Linked DNA regions of Homo sapiens: region 2 is linked to region 1. A link is an interaction called in ENCODE POLR2A ChIA-PET data of the cell type or tissue named here. Cell type or tissue: MCF 10A. All regions are shown on one strand.

The links. ChIA-PET counts read pairs that join two places held together with the same protein. Peaks named below come from ENCODE experiments on the same cell type or tissue, not always from the same donor. Only the 100,000 strongest peaks of a DNase experiment are listed, where the experiment ranks them.
Region 2: POLR2A ChIA-PET joins it to region 1 with 5 read pairs; 2 of 35 experiments call an interaction of 5 or more read pairs at or near these places.

Annotation. Positions count from the first base shown.
Region 1 is chr17:1,542,692-1,550,691 of GRCh38, reverse strand. PITPNA (phosphatidylinositol transfer protein alpha) reads left to right here. Exons shown (of 12, transcript NM_006224.4): 4 at 2,305-2,396; 5 at 7,665-7,672. Among named protein-coding and RNA genes, the nearest start is that of PITPNA, 16 kb to the left of the region's middle. RefSeq lists enhancers at 1-65, 7,748-8,000. In MCF 10A, no CTCF peak of the experiment used is centred here; a DNase peak (open chromatin) is centred at 4,861.
Region 2 is chr17:1,199,516-1,207,515 of GRCh38, reverse strand. It overlaps a transcript of ABR not described here. Among named protein-coding and RNA genes, the nearest start is that of ABR-AS1, 22 kb to the right of the region's middle. RefSeq lists an enhancer at 7,860-7,909. In MCF 10A, no CTCF peak of the experiment used is centred here; no DNase peak of the experiment used is centred here.

The DNA of each region.
Region 1 (8,000 bases):
CCAGGCATAGTGGTGTGCACCTGTAGTCCCAGCTACTTGGGAGGCTGAGGTGGGAGGATCACCTGAGCCCAGGAAGTCAAGGCTGCCAGTGAGCCATGATCACACCACTGCACTCCAGCCTGGGCCACAGAGTGAGACCCTGTCTCAAAAAAAAAACAAAAAAATCTTTTAGGATCCAGCTTCAGGTGTCTCCTTGAATTCCCCACCTTGTACCTGCACCGGTTACTCTGAACTTGTCCCTCTTTTCTCCAGCTTTTCCCACCCCACTCCCATCTGTCTCTTAGCTTAGCCCCACTCATTGTCCCATGTGTTGGTTCATCCTGACTTTCCTCGCAGAGCCTGCCCGGTGCACTGCATGTCCCCCACTGTGTTCTCACAGCACTCCGCCACCCAGGGCCCTGTGCCCACCGCATTATGGCATGAACTTACAGTGTTGTGCTTGGCCTTGTCTAGTTACACGCCCCAGTAGACCGGAAACTCCTTGAGGGTGGGAGCCACATCTGTTTGGTTTCTCTGTGTGTCCCCCTGCCTGGACCTAGAAATACTCGCCTGAATGGGGATGGCAGTGAGTTCGTGAATCACAGAGGCCGCCCCAAGTGCTCCAGGTTAGCTCTCTGCTCTAGTTTGCTCTTCTTTCTTAGGCCTGAGGCACTAAAGCTGATGAGGTTGCCAGAGCTTGCCAAAGACTGGACAGATTATCTGTTAGAAACCAAGGACGGCTGGGCGCGGTGGCTCACGCCTGTAATCCCCGCACTTTAGGAGGCTGAGGCAGGCAGATTGCCCGAGGTCAGGAGTTCGAGACCAGCCTGGCCTACATGACAAAACCCCATCTCTACCAAAAATACAAAAATTAGCTGGGCGTGGTGGCGCATGCCTGTAGTCCCAGCTACTTAGGAGGCTGAGGAAGGAGGATTGCTGGAACCCAGGAGATGGAGGAAGCAATGAGCTGAGGTCGTGCCACTGCACTCCAGCCTGGCGACAGAGCAAGGCTCCATCTCAAAAAACAAAAACAAACAAAAAAAAGGAAAAGGAATATATGTACCATTTTCATTTTAATTTTAAAAAATCTTTCTAGGCCAGGCACGGTGGCTCACGCCACTGTAATCTCAGCACTTTGGGAGGCTGAGGCGGGCAGATCATGAGCTCAGGAGATTGAGACCATCCTGTCTAACATGGCGAAACCCTGTCTTTACTAAAAATACAAAAAATTAGCCGGGCGTGGTGGCGGGAACCTGTAGTCCCTTCTACTCGGGAGGCTGAGGCAGGAGAATCTCTTGAACCTGGGAGGAGGAGCTTGCAGTGAGCCAAGATCGAGCCACTACACTCCAGCTTGGGTGACACAGCAAGACTGTCTCAAAAAAAAAAAAAAAATTCTAAATGTTTTCCTACTCCGTCAAACCACACACCTACCAAAAAAAAAAAAAAAAGCAGGGGGCTTATACTGTACATGTTGTTCTGTAACCTGAGATAAGAATTGAGTAGAAGAGACCGGGCGCGGTGGCTCATGCCTGTAATCCCAGCACCGTGGGAGGCCAAGGTGGGTGGATCACGAGGTCAGGAGTTCAAGACCAGCCTGGCCAACATGGTGAAACCCTGTCTCTACTAAAAATACAAAAATTAGCTGGGCGTGGTGGCGCATGCCTGTAATCCCAGCTACTCAAGAGGCTGAGGCGGGAGAATCGCTTGAACTGGGACCCTGGAGGTGGAGGTTGCAGTTACCCGAGATCGCAGCACTGCACTCCAGCCTGGGCGACAAAGGGAGACTCCGTCTCAAACAAACAAACAAAAAAAAAGAATTGAGTAGAAGAAAATACTTTGTCCTGGGAGGCAAATGGTTCTAGGCCCTCCTGGCCTCTCAGAGCTGATGAAAGCAGATCAGATAATCCTGGATCCCAAACCCAAGTTAGTCGGCTAGTTACCCTGGCCCTAAACCGAGACTGGTTCATGCTTGGAGGCATCTCCTTTGTGTTTTTCTCGCACCTTGTAGTATAATGCCCTGGGCCCAGCAAGCTCTGGAAAAATGTGTAATGCTGATGGAAGGGGTGATGAGCCACAGCAGGTAGCCTGGGGTCTCTTGTGTGGTCCTGTTTCTGGTGGCTGGTGGGGCACGTCGTGGGTGTGTGTTAGGAGCCAGCCAAGGTGGGGTGTCAGGCTCTCATACGTAACTTCTCACTCCCACCAGTAACCTGCTCATTGCATGGAAACTTGCTTGTCAGCTCCCCATGAAGAAGCTGGATCTGAAAAGCCTCTTGTCTCCTTTCTCTCTACCATTTCTCTTTATACCCCTTTTTTTCCCCGCTATAGCAAAGTACCCACGTTTGTTCGAATGCTGGCCCCAGAGGGAGCCCTGAATATACACGAGAAAGCCTGGAATGCTTACCCCTACTGCAGAACCGGTGAGTGCAGCCGGGGCCACGTCGGCCAGGCAGGGGCGGGCAGCAGAGCTGTGGGTCCCACCTGCGTGTTCCGGATTAGGCCAGGGAAAGGCTCGGGCTGGGTCCCTTCCGGCTGATGGTGGGTATCAGTGCTGTGTCCAGCACAGCTTGGTGGACAGCAGGGCGAGAAGCACCGGTCGTCACGGCCTGAGAGCACAGAGCCAGTCTCTCACTTGGGGATGCTGCGATTTTGATTATTGTTATTCATTATAACATTTTAGTATATTTTTCTAGTCATTTTTATTTATTTATTTATTTTTTGGGAGATGGAGTCTCGCTCTGTTGCCCAGACTGGAGCACAGTGGCGTGATCTCGGCTCACTGCAACCTCTGGCTCCCGGGTTCAAGCAATTCTGCTGCCTCAGCCTCCCGAGTAGCTGGGACTACAGGCGCATACCGCCACGCCTGGCTAATTTTTTGTATTGTAGTAGAGACAGAGTTTCACCATGTTGCCCAGGCTGGTCTCGACCTCCTGACCTCAGGTTATCCGCCCACCTTGGCCTCCCAAAGTGCTGGGATTATAGGTGTGAGCCACTGTGCCCAGCCCAGACACATTTTCTCGAAAAATTTTAGATCATTACTATTTATTTTATTATTATTTTTTTTTTGAGATGGAGCCTGGCTCTGTTGCCTAGGCTGGAGAGCAATGGCACAATCTTGGCTCACTGCAAACTCCGCCTCCTGGGTTCAAGCGATTCTCGTGCCCCAGCCATACAAGTAGCTGGAATTACAGGCATACACCACCATGCCCGGCTAATTTTTGTATTTTTAGTAGAGACGGTGTTTCACCATGTTGGCCAGGCTGGTCTCGAACTCCTGACTTCAAGTGATCCACCTGCCTCGGCCTCCCAGAATGCTGGGATTACTAATATGATTACTAATTTTTTAATTGCTTTTTTTGTCTCACTCTGTTGTCCAGGCTGGTGTCCAGTGGCACAACCACAGCTCACTGCAGCCTTAACCTCCCAGGCTCAAGTGATCCTTCTGCCTCAGCCTCCCAAATACCTGGGACTATAGGCATATGCCATCATGTCCGGCTAGGTTTTTTTTTTTTTTTTTTTGGAGAGATGGGGTCTCACCATGTTGCCCAGGCTGGTTTCAAATTCCTGGGCTCAAGCGATCCTCCCACCTTGGCCTCCCAAAGTGCTGGCATTACAGGCATGAGCCACTGTGCCTGGCCTAAGTTTCTCATTTTTCTTCAGTGAATGGATAACATTTTCCTTGTCACTAAGGTGTCTGGTGTTTTGTTTTGTTTTGTTTTTTAATTTATAATAGCTGCATAGTATTCCATCATATGAATGAACTGTGGCTTCTGCTGAAACAGCATGTTCTGTAATTGAGGATACAGGTATAATTATTTTCTTAATCTTGGCCAGTCTCCTGCATAGAGTTTCTTGAAAGGAAAGGAAAGATTTGAACCTCCACAGAGAACTTTCTATTCTAGTCCAGACATTCTTAAATTTCTTTCGAGTGATTCAGATTCTTAGCCTTCCAAGATTCCTAGGTTTCCAGGGCCATCTAGGAATAGACCTGTTGGGAGGGCCTAAGCTGGTACTGATTCATAACCCTGGGGAGTCCTGAGAGGTCCCCTGGCACTTGTCTGTGAGGTAGGTGACCTTTCCTCCCACCAGCCTCCATGTGTGGGTACAGACAGTGTTGGGCTGCGGGGTCCTCCCACCAGCCTCTGCTGACCTGTCCTCCTGCACTTGCTTTCTTTGTTGGCACCTGGTACTCCCTAGAGTCTGATGAGTCTGGGATCCTTACGTGACGCATATCACCCTTATCCTGTGGACTTTGGGAATGACTGCAATCCAGAATACGGGGTCATTGCTCTTTCCAACCCTCAGTGGCCCCACACAGGTTCAGGGACCTTGTATCAGGAGATTTGCGGTCATTGGTGGGGTCTGGGATGTGTAACCCTTAGAGTTTTCTTGCTGTAGCTGAAGCACAGCCCTCCCTACTCCTTAAGCACTGGGCTGGAAGTTAGATTCTTGGAAATGAGGGATGCACAGATGTTCTTAAAAGACAGGGTCGGGCACGGTGGCTCATGCCTGTAATCCTAGCACTTTGAGAGGCTGAGGCAGGCGGATTACTTGAGGTCAGGAGTTCAAGACCGGCCTGGCTAACTTGGTGAAACCCCGTTTCTACTAAAAATACAAAAAGTTATCCGGGCATGGTGGTGCATGCCTGTAACCCCAGCTACTTGGGAGGCTGAGGCAGGAGAATCGCTTGAACCTGGGAGGCGGAGGTTACAGTGAGCCGAGATCGTGCCATTCCACTCCAGCTTGGACAACAAGAGCAAAACTCCGTTTATTAAAAAAAAAAAAAAAAAAAAAAAAAGGCAGTATGCAGTGTGGCTGGGTGTGTCTGGTCTAGGGCCAAAGGTGGATTTTCTTGATGTCTAAGAGAGTCGCAGTGAGCATGTGTTGCAAGTGTGGACATCTCCCTGCCTGGGGCAGGGTTCTGGGTACACAGCTTGTGCCAACTGAGAGATGCCCCTGTTCTCTGTGTCATTCTGGGAAGAGTGTTGCGGCTGACATGGGCATTTTTCTGCACGTTAAATGTTCATATATTGATCCTTGGCCAAAAGAAAAGAAAAACATAATTTCTGTATCAGCACCATGCGCTAACCAATTGCGCCACTGGAGCTCCACTGGAAAAATGTAATTTCTAAATATTTCATGGAGACAGGGAGTAGGGGAAGGAAGGTTGGTTTCCTCAGTGGGTGCTGACCTCCTATTCAGGATACACCTTCACACAGAATGGATATGTTGAATCTTAGATCTGTTTAGTTAGACACTTGCTCTTTTAAAATAAGAGATACCAGCAGGCAAGGAAGGCTACTTTCCAGTTCCCTCTGGGGGCTGATGGGAGAGAGGTTATTAGTTCAGACATCTTAGCTTGGCCTCAGTAGATCCAAGTTTGAAGGAAGATAGATGAAGGAGCATGAAGTAAAATGCCTCATGGCTTTTGGAAGGCTCTTCCTTTCTCTGAGCGGAGTGAAAACAGATTGGGACACCCTGGTAATGATCAGCTCTTGCTGTTCTTAGCTTGTTTCCCTCTCTCTTTTTCCCTTGAAGCTGATGGGATGGGCTGGAAGTGAGGAGAGGGTAAGATAGGAGTTGGTCTGTGAATGAATGAAAGTGGGAAAAGGAAAAGAAAGTTTGTTTCTCCTTCCATCTCTTCCTGGAACTATAGTCCTCGGCTGGATACAGTATCACTAAGCCATGCTTTTATTTATTTATTTTAAATTTTTTTATTTTTTGAGACAGAGTCTCATTCTGTCACCCAGGCTGGAGTACAGTGGTGCAATCTCGGCTCACTGCAACCTCCGCCTGCTAGGTTTAAGCAATTCTCCTGCCTCAGCCTCCCAACAGACAGTGTTGGGCTGTGGGGTCCTCCTCCTGTCAGCCTCCATGTGTGGGTACAGTGCCTGGGATTACAGGCATGCGCCACCACACCCGGCTAATTTTTATATTTTTAGTAGAAACGAGGTTTCACCATGTTGGCCAAGCTGGTCTCGAACTCCTGACCTCAGGTGATCCGCCCGCCTTGGCCTCCCAAAGTGCTGGGATTCCAGGCGGGAGCCACCGTGCCCGGCCCTGCCATGCATTTAAAATGCCTTATTAGTCTCATTTGGAAATCTCTGCTCTCCCACTGCAAAAGATTTCCTGCGGCTTTTCTGTGTACTTTGGGTTACAGTTTGAACAACAGGGAATACTGGAATGCAGAGGTGTTTGAGGGCCTGGGAGGGCTGGAGAAGGTTTGGGGAGGATTGTTTGATCACCCAAGTTTGCATGAAAAGGTCAGCAAGGGCTGTCACCCTCATGATTTCGGAAAACCAGGTTGTCAGAACTGAGTGGATCTGTCTCTCGGGGTCTCACAAAGATGAATGTGTAAAAACCCCAGCGCCAGTCTATGAAGTTACACTAAAACGCAGAATTGCTACCGAAACGGGACATTCCCATTCGATGATCAGGGCATTCTTTTCTTGTGGATTCTTCTACATGAGAAACCAAATTATAATCAGAATGCCAATGTGTGGCAAAGAATGTCCGCTTGGCTGAGTGATCAGATTCTTGGGTCCATTGATGAGCACGTCTCGGAGAGGCCGAACTAGGAGAGACTTTCTTAGAGGAGATAGATTCAAAAAAGGTGCTTAGTTGGAGAAGTTTAGTGGCTGGTGTCATCAGACCAGGCCATCCTGGCACTGCTGCCCCCACTCCAGGGATGGCGCTGCCAGAGATGCCACATGCGGGGGCTGGGCCTCCGGGGCCCACCACGGCACAGGAGAATTTCTGCTGACGAGATACTATACCCATGATTTCCTTTTCTTATTCTAACGTGGTTTTCTTGAAGCTGCTAACAGGGCAGTTACTTCAGTGTAGGCCTTTCAGTTGTAATCTTAATCTGGTGCTTCCTTCTAAGTGTCTTTCGTTGGGTATGGGGGAATTACTGACAGTCTTTTGGGTTATTTCTGTGCGTGATAGCTCTTACTCTTTATATTTCAACTTTGCCTCATTTTGTGCTCCGGGGTCACCTTAACTTCAGTTCTGGAGTTTGTTACCCCACACACTCTACAAACATGGCAGTGGGGCAGCCAGCAGAAGTGGACATAGGTCCTAAATTCAGAGGGTACAGAATGAACCGGGCGGTCTCAGGAGCAGAGCTAGTCTGTTCCCCAGTGACATGAGAGGTGCAGTCATTTTCTCTGATAAATAATTGAACCATGCTTTCTAAGGGGTTCCCATTACAATGAGCAGGAGTGCAGAGCCTGGGAGGTTTGATTACAGCGAGAGGAAGGGTGCAGGAGGCAGATACAGTGCATGGCCAAAGCACCCTGCTCTGTGCCCCGGGAGGTAGAGGCTGGGGTAGGGGTGGGAGGCGCCGGAGAACGCTCTGATGCCAGAGTGATGAGTTGCGGCACCTCTGCTGATCAGAGCTGGTCCCTGTCAGTGCCCTGCTGAAAAGAATCCCAAGAAGCCCATAGCGGCGTCGCTTTAATTAAATTCCCTGTTTGGTTTTTTGGGATGTTTGTCTGAGTGAAATTTGAGGGTTGGTGCGTTAAGGTATTTCTGACTCACTGGGGCTTGGAGGTGACCGTGGAATAAGCCACAGGGAGTAAAGTACACTCTGCCATTCGTCCTCCTTGTGGGGGGTGGGGGGCAGATATTTCTTCATCTTCATTAATCTTTTTCTCTCTTCTTTCCATGTCCTTGCCTCGGAGCAGTTATTACAGTAAGTATTGTCAAGGGGGTTGGAACTGTAGATGATGTATAAGAACAGGAGAGAGAAAAATGTAACTGCACTGGTGGTCTTGGGTGTTCTTTCCCTTGGCTGATGTTTGGAGTTGCTGAGGCTCAGTCCTGTCAGTGGACTAACAAGGAACCTGTTAACTGGCATGATGACCTCCTGCTTTAAGCTGCATTGGCCTGCGGCTCCATTAAGTGCATCCTGGCTGTGGGTCTGACATGGACACAGTGGCTCGAGGCCCTGCCTCCCCAGGTCACACCTTTTCAAGGTTGTAGAGAGAGCTCCATTCAACTGACCTGACCGACATCCCTTC
Region 2 (8,000 bases), 340 kb after region 1:
CACCATTCCCAGCTAATTTTATATTTTTAGCAGAGATGGGGTTTCGCCATGTTGGCCAGGCTGGTCTCGAACTCCTGAGCTCAGGTGATCCGCCCGCCTCAGCCTCCCAAAGTGCTGGGATTACAGGTGTGAGCCACTGCACACGGCCAAATATATGCATTTTAAATACAAATAGATATTGTAAAATTATCCTTCAGAAAAGTTGATCCAATTTATATTCTCACCTTACTTCTTTTTGAGAGAATCTGTTCACATTTTTTTTTTTGAGACACGTCTCACTGTTGCCCAGGCTGGAGTGCCAGTGGCACAATCACAGCTCACTGGCACCCTTGAACTCCTGGGCTCAAGCAATCCTTCCACCTTAGCCTGTGGAGTAGTAGCTGGGACTATAGGCACGAACCACAATGCCTGGCTTTTTTTTTTGTTTGTTTTGAGATGGAGTCTCACTCTGTTGTCCAGGCTGGAGTGCAGTGGTGAGATCTCAGCTCACTGCCACCTCCACCTCCCGGGTTCAAGCAATTCTCCTGCCTCAGCTCCCGAGTAGCTGGGATTACAGGCGCATGCCACCACGCCCAGCTAAATTTTGTATTTTAAGTAGAGACGGGGTTTTACCATGTTGGCCAGGGTGGTCTCGAACTCCTGGCCTCAGGTGATCCACCCACCTTGGTCTCCCAAAGTGCTGGGATGACAAGCATGAGCCACCGCGCCCAGCCTAATTTTTGTATGTTTTTGTAGAGATGGAGTTTCACAAATTTCACAAAATATTTTTGGAGACATGGTGAAACCCAATATCTGGTGAGCTGGTTTGCAGACCAACTCAGGCTAGCCTCAAACTCCTGGACTCAAGCAATCCACCCACCTTGGCCATTCAAGATCAACCCATCTAACCACAAGCACAGAGCTTTCTCCAAGATGTGGCACTAAACAAGCTGCAGCCCAGAAACGAAAGCTGGTTATTTCCACTTTTCAGTTTCCAAATGCCTGTCATCCTGGCTACTCAGGAGGCTGAGACAGGAGAACCGCTTGAGCCCTGGAGTCCAAGGCTGCAAGTAAGCTGTCATAGTGCCACTGCACTCCAGCCTGGGTGGCAGAGCAAGAACCTGTCTCTAATATTAATAATAATAAATTAATGTAGTGAATCATGCAGATTGTCTAATATTGAGCTAGGCTTGTATTCCTGGGATAAACCCTGTGTGATCTAAGGGGTCAAGGGATGCTCGGTTGTGCACGCAACAACCCAGTCACGTGGCAGTTACACTATAAACGCATCAGTGTCTAACCCATCACAGTGATGTGACGTCAGTGGTCACATGAGAGCTCACTGCAGCCTCAACCTCTCTGGCTCAAGTGATCCTCCCGAGTGTGCCACCACACCCAGCTAATTTTGTTTCTCTTTTTTTTGAGACGGAGTCTCCTTCTGTCACCAGGCTGGAGGGCAGTGGCGCGATCTCAGCTCACTGCAACCGCCACCTCCTGGGTTCAAATAATTCTCCTGCCTCAGCCTCCCAAGTAGCTGGGACTACAGGTGCGCGCCACCACGCCCAGCTAATTTTTGTATTTTTTTTTTCTTTTTTCGAGTCGGAGTCTTGCTCTGGCGCCAGGCTGGAGTGCAGTGGCGCAATCTCAGCTCACTGCAACCGCCACCTCCTGGTTCAAGTGATTCTCCTGCCGCAGCCTTCTGAGTAGCTGGGACTACAGGCATGCACCACCACATCCAGCTAATTTTTCTATTTTTAGCAGAGATGGGGTTTCACCATGTTGGCCAGGATGGTCTCCGTCTCTTGATCTTGTGATCTGCCCGCCTGGGCCTCCCAGAGTGCTGGGATTACAGGCGTGAGCCGCCGCGCCTGGCCAATTTTGGTATTTTTTGTAGAGATGAAGTCTTACTATGTTGTCCAGGCTGGTCTCAAACTGCTGGGTCAAGCAGTCCTCCTGCCTTGGCCTCCCAAAGTTCTGGGATTACAGACGTGAGCCACTGCACCCAGCCAATGCATTTTCAATAGAAAAGATTCAAACGCTACTGAAATCTTGGAAATGAAGCCTGTCATTTCCTGTCACCTCTCCCCCCGACCCCACTCCTCTCTCCAGAAGGAGCCTACAGAACAGGCTGTTACAGATGATACATTCTCAGGCCTTTCACGGCATGCTTAGAAGTATTTGTATCTCATTTGTGCACTGTTTCATTTATTCTCACAACCAGAGAGGTTTGTATTATTAGCCCCCATTTGATGTATGAGAAAACTAAGGCTTAAGAATATTGGGTAATGTGCCAAAGGGCCCAGAGCTCATTACAGTCTCTTAATAATGGGGATAAAACCGGGTATGGTGGCTCAGGCCTGCAATCCCAGCACTTTGGGAGGCTGAGGTGGGCGGGTCACCTGAGGTCAGGAGTTTGAGAGCTGCCTGGCTTACATGGTGAAACCTCATGTCTACTAAAAATACAAAAATTAGCCGGGCGTGGTGGTGCACCCGTTATCCCAGCTACTTGGGAGGCTGAGGCAGGAGAATCACTTTAACCCAGGAGGCAGAGGATGCAGTGAGCCGAGATCACGCCCTTGCACTCCAGCCTGGGTGATAGCGCGAGACTCAGTCTCAAAAAAAAAAAAAAAAAAAAGAAAAAGAAAAAGAAAAGAAAAAAAGAGGTTCTGAGAAATGTGTAGATGATTTCACTGTTGTGCAAGCATCATAGTATATTTTACACAAACCTAAATACAAAAATCACCTGGCTGTATATTTCACACAAACCTAAATACTAACATACAGCCCAGGTACATAGTAGGCTCAATGGTATAGCCCACTATGTGATATAGATATGATATATGATATAGACAGCTTACTGCTCCTAGGTACGAACCTGTATAGCAGGTCACTATACTGAATACTATAGGCCGTTGTAACACAATGGAAAATGTTTGTGTATCTGAACACGTCTAAGCGTACAAAAGGTACAGGAAAAAATACAGGATTATAATCTTCTGGACCACCTTTGTATATATAGTCCTTTCAGGTCATATGGCTCAGGACTGTAGTTTGAACCCATGTTTCTCATTTTTTTTGTTTGTTTGTTTTTTGAGACAGAGTCTCGCTGTGTCGCCCATGCTGGAGCGCAGTGGCGCAATCTCGGCTCACTGCAACCTCTGCCTCCCGGGTTCAAGCGATTCTCCTGCCTCAGCCTCCCGAGTAGCTGGGATTACAGGCGCGCACCACCACGCCCGGATAATGTTTTGTATTTTAGTAGAGACGGGGTTTCACCATGCCGTCCAGGCTGGTCTCGAACTCCCAACCTCAGGTGATCCGCCCGCCTCGTCCTCCCAAAGTGCTGGGATGACAGGCCTGAGCCACCGCGCCCGGCCCACATTAAGTCTTTAAATGCCCCGCTGGGGACTAAGATGCCCCTGGTGGAATCCAGGAGCCCTGGTGGTGGCTTCTGCGGGGCCCAGGCCGAGATGAGGGAGAGGCCGGGAGGAGTGGACTGGGCTGGCCCGTGGGCCGGGGGTCGGTGGTTTCTCGTGCCCTCCCCTCGGCTCCAGGGATTTCCCCCGTGAAGCCGGCACCGAGGTCCGGACAGGAAAGCACTTTGAGCCATGGATTTATGTAAAATCCAGATGAGGAGCTGGAGCTGGTTTCTCCTCCCGCGTCAGGCGGCGCCACCGGAACGTCCTGGCGGGACACACACTCACGCCACACCCCCTGGCGGGTCTCTCGCCACGCGGAGAGAGCGCCCGAGCCCCCTTCGCCCCGCGAGGTTCCCAGGGTGTAGGCAGGCCCGGGGGGCGCCATCCGCCTTCCTGCGCGAGTCACGGACACGACCCGGGCCCTGAAGGCGTCTGCATCACCGCTCCCGCCGAAACCTCAGAAACCGAGGCCGAACACTCGCCGGGCTCCTCGCAGCGGCGGCGGGCGGTGACTCAGGGGTTCCCGACTGGATTAACCGCGCCTGGAGGACTAGGCAGCCCGGGCGACTTACCGCAGCCTCATCACGTGACCAGGACCTGCGGCCCCCGCCCCCGCAGACTCCGTCCCCGCGGGCCCCGCCCCCGCAGACTCCGTCCCCGCGGGCCCCGCCCCCGCAGACTCCGTCCCCGCGGGCCCCGCCCCCGCAGACTCCGCCCCCCGCGGGCCCCGCCCCCTCAAGGCCCCGCCCCCACGGGGGACCGCCCCGCAGGCTCCTCCCCGCGGACCCCGCCCCCCATGGACTCCGCCCCCACGAGCCGGGCCACGCCCCCTGAGGACTGCGCGGGAGCCTGGCTGGATCCGAAGCCCCTTCCAAGGAGTCTCCCCAGGATCCTCTGCTCACACCGGCAAGTGAAAGACCTTTTAAAAGGAATGGGGCTGGGCGCGATGGCTCACGCCTGTCATCCCAGCACTCTGGGAGGCCGAGGCGGGCGGATCACCTGAGGTCGGGAGTTCGAGACCAGCCTGGCCAACATGATGAAACCTCGTCGCTACTAAAAATACAAAATTAGCCAGGCGTGGTGGTGCATGCCTTTAATCCCACCTACTTGGGAGGCTGAGGCAGGAGAATTGCTTGAACTCGGGAGGCGGAGGTTGTAGTGAACCGAGATCACACCACTGTACTGTAGCCTGGGGGACAGAGCAAGACTCCATCTTAAAAAAAAAAAAAAAGTAATGGCAAAAACAGCAATTACTTTTGCACCAACCTAAATAGTAGGGTTCGAGGAGAGCTGAGCTGACCACTTTCTCCCAAGCAGTAGAAGCTTCCTTGTTGAAACAAGAGGGCCATTTGTCTCCAAGGTCTCTGTTTCTAGCCGCAGTGTTTCCTAACCCTAAACCTAGGCCTATTTCATCAAGGGTCAGCGGATTAGGAGTAGATGGCTATGGATCACCTTCCCTTTCCTAACAGGGTCTTCATTTCATGCAACATTTGCTGCCAGCTCATATGTGAAGATGTGAAAAGGGGGCAGCTGGGGCCTTTCAGAAGAGGGTCAGGAATCTGAGCCTCTTTGTCCATAGGGGAAATACTCTGAATGCAACTTCATCATGAGTGGGCACGTGTGTGTTTGGGGACTGTTCGCTGAAGAGTATAGGAAAGAGACAGCCGGGATCCCCTTTGAATTTGCAATTTAGAATGAGTGATCTAAGATGAGTAATAAGAGGTTGGAGATTCTCTTTTGAATGTGCGCTCTGGGGCTCTGGTATGGCTGCATCTGTTATAAAGAGGTTCTTGGGCCAGGTGCGGTGTCTCACACCTGTAATCCCAGCACTTTGGGAGGCCGAAGGGGGTGGATCACCTGAGGTCGGGAGTTGGAGACCAGCCTAGCCAACATGGGGAAACCCCATCTATGCTAAAAATACAAAAATTAGCTGGGCATGGTGGTGCCCCAACCTGGGCAACAGAGCGGCTACAGAGCCAGACTCTGTTTCGAAAAATAAATAAATAAAAGGAGGCAAAGGGATTATGTTTTTCTAGATGGATCTTCTTTCTCTTAATCTAGCTGCTCTTGAATAGCAAAGTATGGGAGGAACACACTTATGAAGAATAGCGTTGCTTTGACTTTTTAAGAAACACTAGTAAGCAGGATGGGCGCGGTGGCTCACGCCTGTAATCCCAGCACTTTGGGAGGCCGACGCGGGCGGATCACGAGGTCAGGAGATCGAGAGCATCCTGGCTAACACGGTGAAACCCCATCTCTACTAAACATACAAAAAAATTAGCCGGGCGTGGTGGTGGGCGCCTGTTGTCCCAGCTACTCAGGAGGCTGAGGCAGGAGAATGGCGTGAACGTGGGAGGCAGAGGTTGCAGTGAGCCAGAGATCACGCCACTGCACACCAGCCTGGGCAACAGAGCGAGACTCTCTCAAAAAAACAAACAAACAAGCAAAAATGCTAGTAAGCTACCTCTGCACTGTCAATGAGACACCCCCAGAAAACAAAGCGTGTGGTTTTGCTTTGGTGACCTTCACACCACGCACAATATCGGGGTTGCCGTCATCTCTTCGGCATCGGGGGGCCTGTTTCACTTTTTGTCTTGTTTTTACCCTCCGGAGAGAGGTGTTGTGTGTGTGTGTACCCGTGTTATACACGCTCACATAAAAGTCAGCCAGCATGATGATAATAGCTGATACTGCGTGAGTGCTAACGAGGGAACAGGCGCTGTGCGGGGTGTCTTCTTTTCACGATCTCGCTGGGTCTTGTTAACAATCTCAGTTAAAGCACTTACCGTCATTACTGAAGAGACTGAAGCTCAGAGAGGTTCAATACGTCGTGACACCAGGCCGTGAACCGGGTCTGTTCTGTCTCTAGAACCCACATCCTGACCTAAAGCATTGTGCTTTGCATCCGGAGCAGCAGCCTCGTGGACACCGGCCCCGTGAAGCTATTGCTGATGTGAACAGTCTTGAGTGATGCGGCTGCCTGAGGGGCACCAAAGCCTCCCCGGCTGCTCCTCTGATCATTTTATTCCTATCAGGGTTTGGGGCTTGGGCCCTGAATCCAAACAGAACTTTCCCTTTACAAGTCTTCCTGTACTTTCCTCCCCCCATCCTCCTTAGTTTCCATTGCTGAAAGGCTGATGTCATTAACACAGCCCCTCCTGAGGCAGGTGGGTGTCCCTGGCCAACCCCAAGGCTTTCTCCCAGTCTCTAAGCTGTAGCCCTGCCCAGAGGAAGGAAGAGCCCCAGGACCTTGTCAGGAGCAATTCTCAGCTTTTTACTGGGGATGTTATAGATGAGGCTTTATCTCTGGTGTCCCTGGACGGTGCTGATAACCCAGGTCATGTTCCTGTCTCCCCGAAGTAACCGGAGACATCTTGCACCATGAACAAACCGGGATGACGTGCCCGGGTTTCCACCTGGGGATCCATCTTTGTGTCTGCACCACGGAGGCCCCGAATAAAGTGAGGTCATAGCTCATCTAGGTGAAACTTGTTCTGCTTGATGTAACGGGAGGAGGGGAGAAAATGAAGCTGGACTGGCCAAAGATCAGGCTGAGAAATTCCTGGGCACAGTCTGGAGAGCCACTCCAATTACACCTGTCCCTCCATTTTCATGGGGGATTGGCCCCAGGACCCCTGGCAGATACCAGAATCCCAGGACGCCCAAGTCTCTTATATAAGGTGCTGTAATAGTTACATGTAACCTAATCACGTCTCCCATAGACTTTATTTAAAAAAATTTTTTTTAATGGAGACAGTGTCTTGCTATGTTGCCCAGGCTGGTCTTGAACTCCTGGCTTCAAGCGATCGTCCGAAAGTGTTGGGATTACAGGCGTGAGTCACCATGCCTGCCCCCGACCCCCGTGTACTTTAACTTATCTCTAGGTTATTTTTAATACCTAATACATTGCAAATGCTATGTGGTTGTTATGCTGTATTATTTGTATTTTTTATTTTTGTGGTGTTTTTTTTTAATTGTTTTCCTCCCAAATATTTTTGATCTGTGGTTGGTTGAATCTGAGGGTGCCCTTGGATAGGGATAGTGTGGCTTCCAGCCAGGTAGAGAAGGCCAACTATAAAACTTTGTAAAGAGCTCTATGGTTGCAGCACACCAACATGGCACATGTATACATATGTAACAGACCTGCACGTTGTGCACATGTACCCTAAAATTTAAAGTATAATAAAAAAAAAAAGAAAAAAGAGCTCTATTATATGCATACAAAAAAAGCTGGAAAATGCTAATTGGGGTGGTGTATTTTATGGGTCACATTTTACTCTTTTATTGTCTAAAAGTTTTTAAAATTCTGGCTTTATGACTTATATGACAGAAAAAAAAAACTGAATAAACTTATAGTTTTAAAAAATTGGCCAGGTGCTGTGGCTCACACCTGTAATCCCACCACTTTGGGCAGCTGAGGTGGGTGGATCACCTGAGGTCAGGAGTTCAACTGAGGTCAGCCTGGCCAACATGGTGAAACCCTGTCTCTACTGAAAATGCAAAAATTAGCCGGGCGTGGTGGCGGGCGTCTGTAATCCTAGCTACTTGGGAGGCTGAGGCAGGAGAATTGCTTGAACCCGGGAGGGGGAGGCTGCGGTGAGAGTC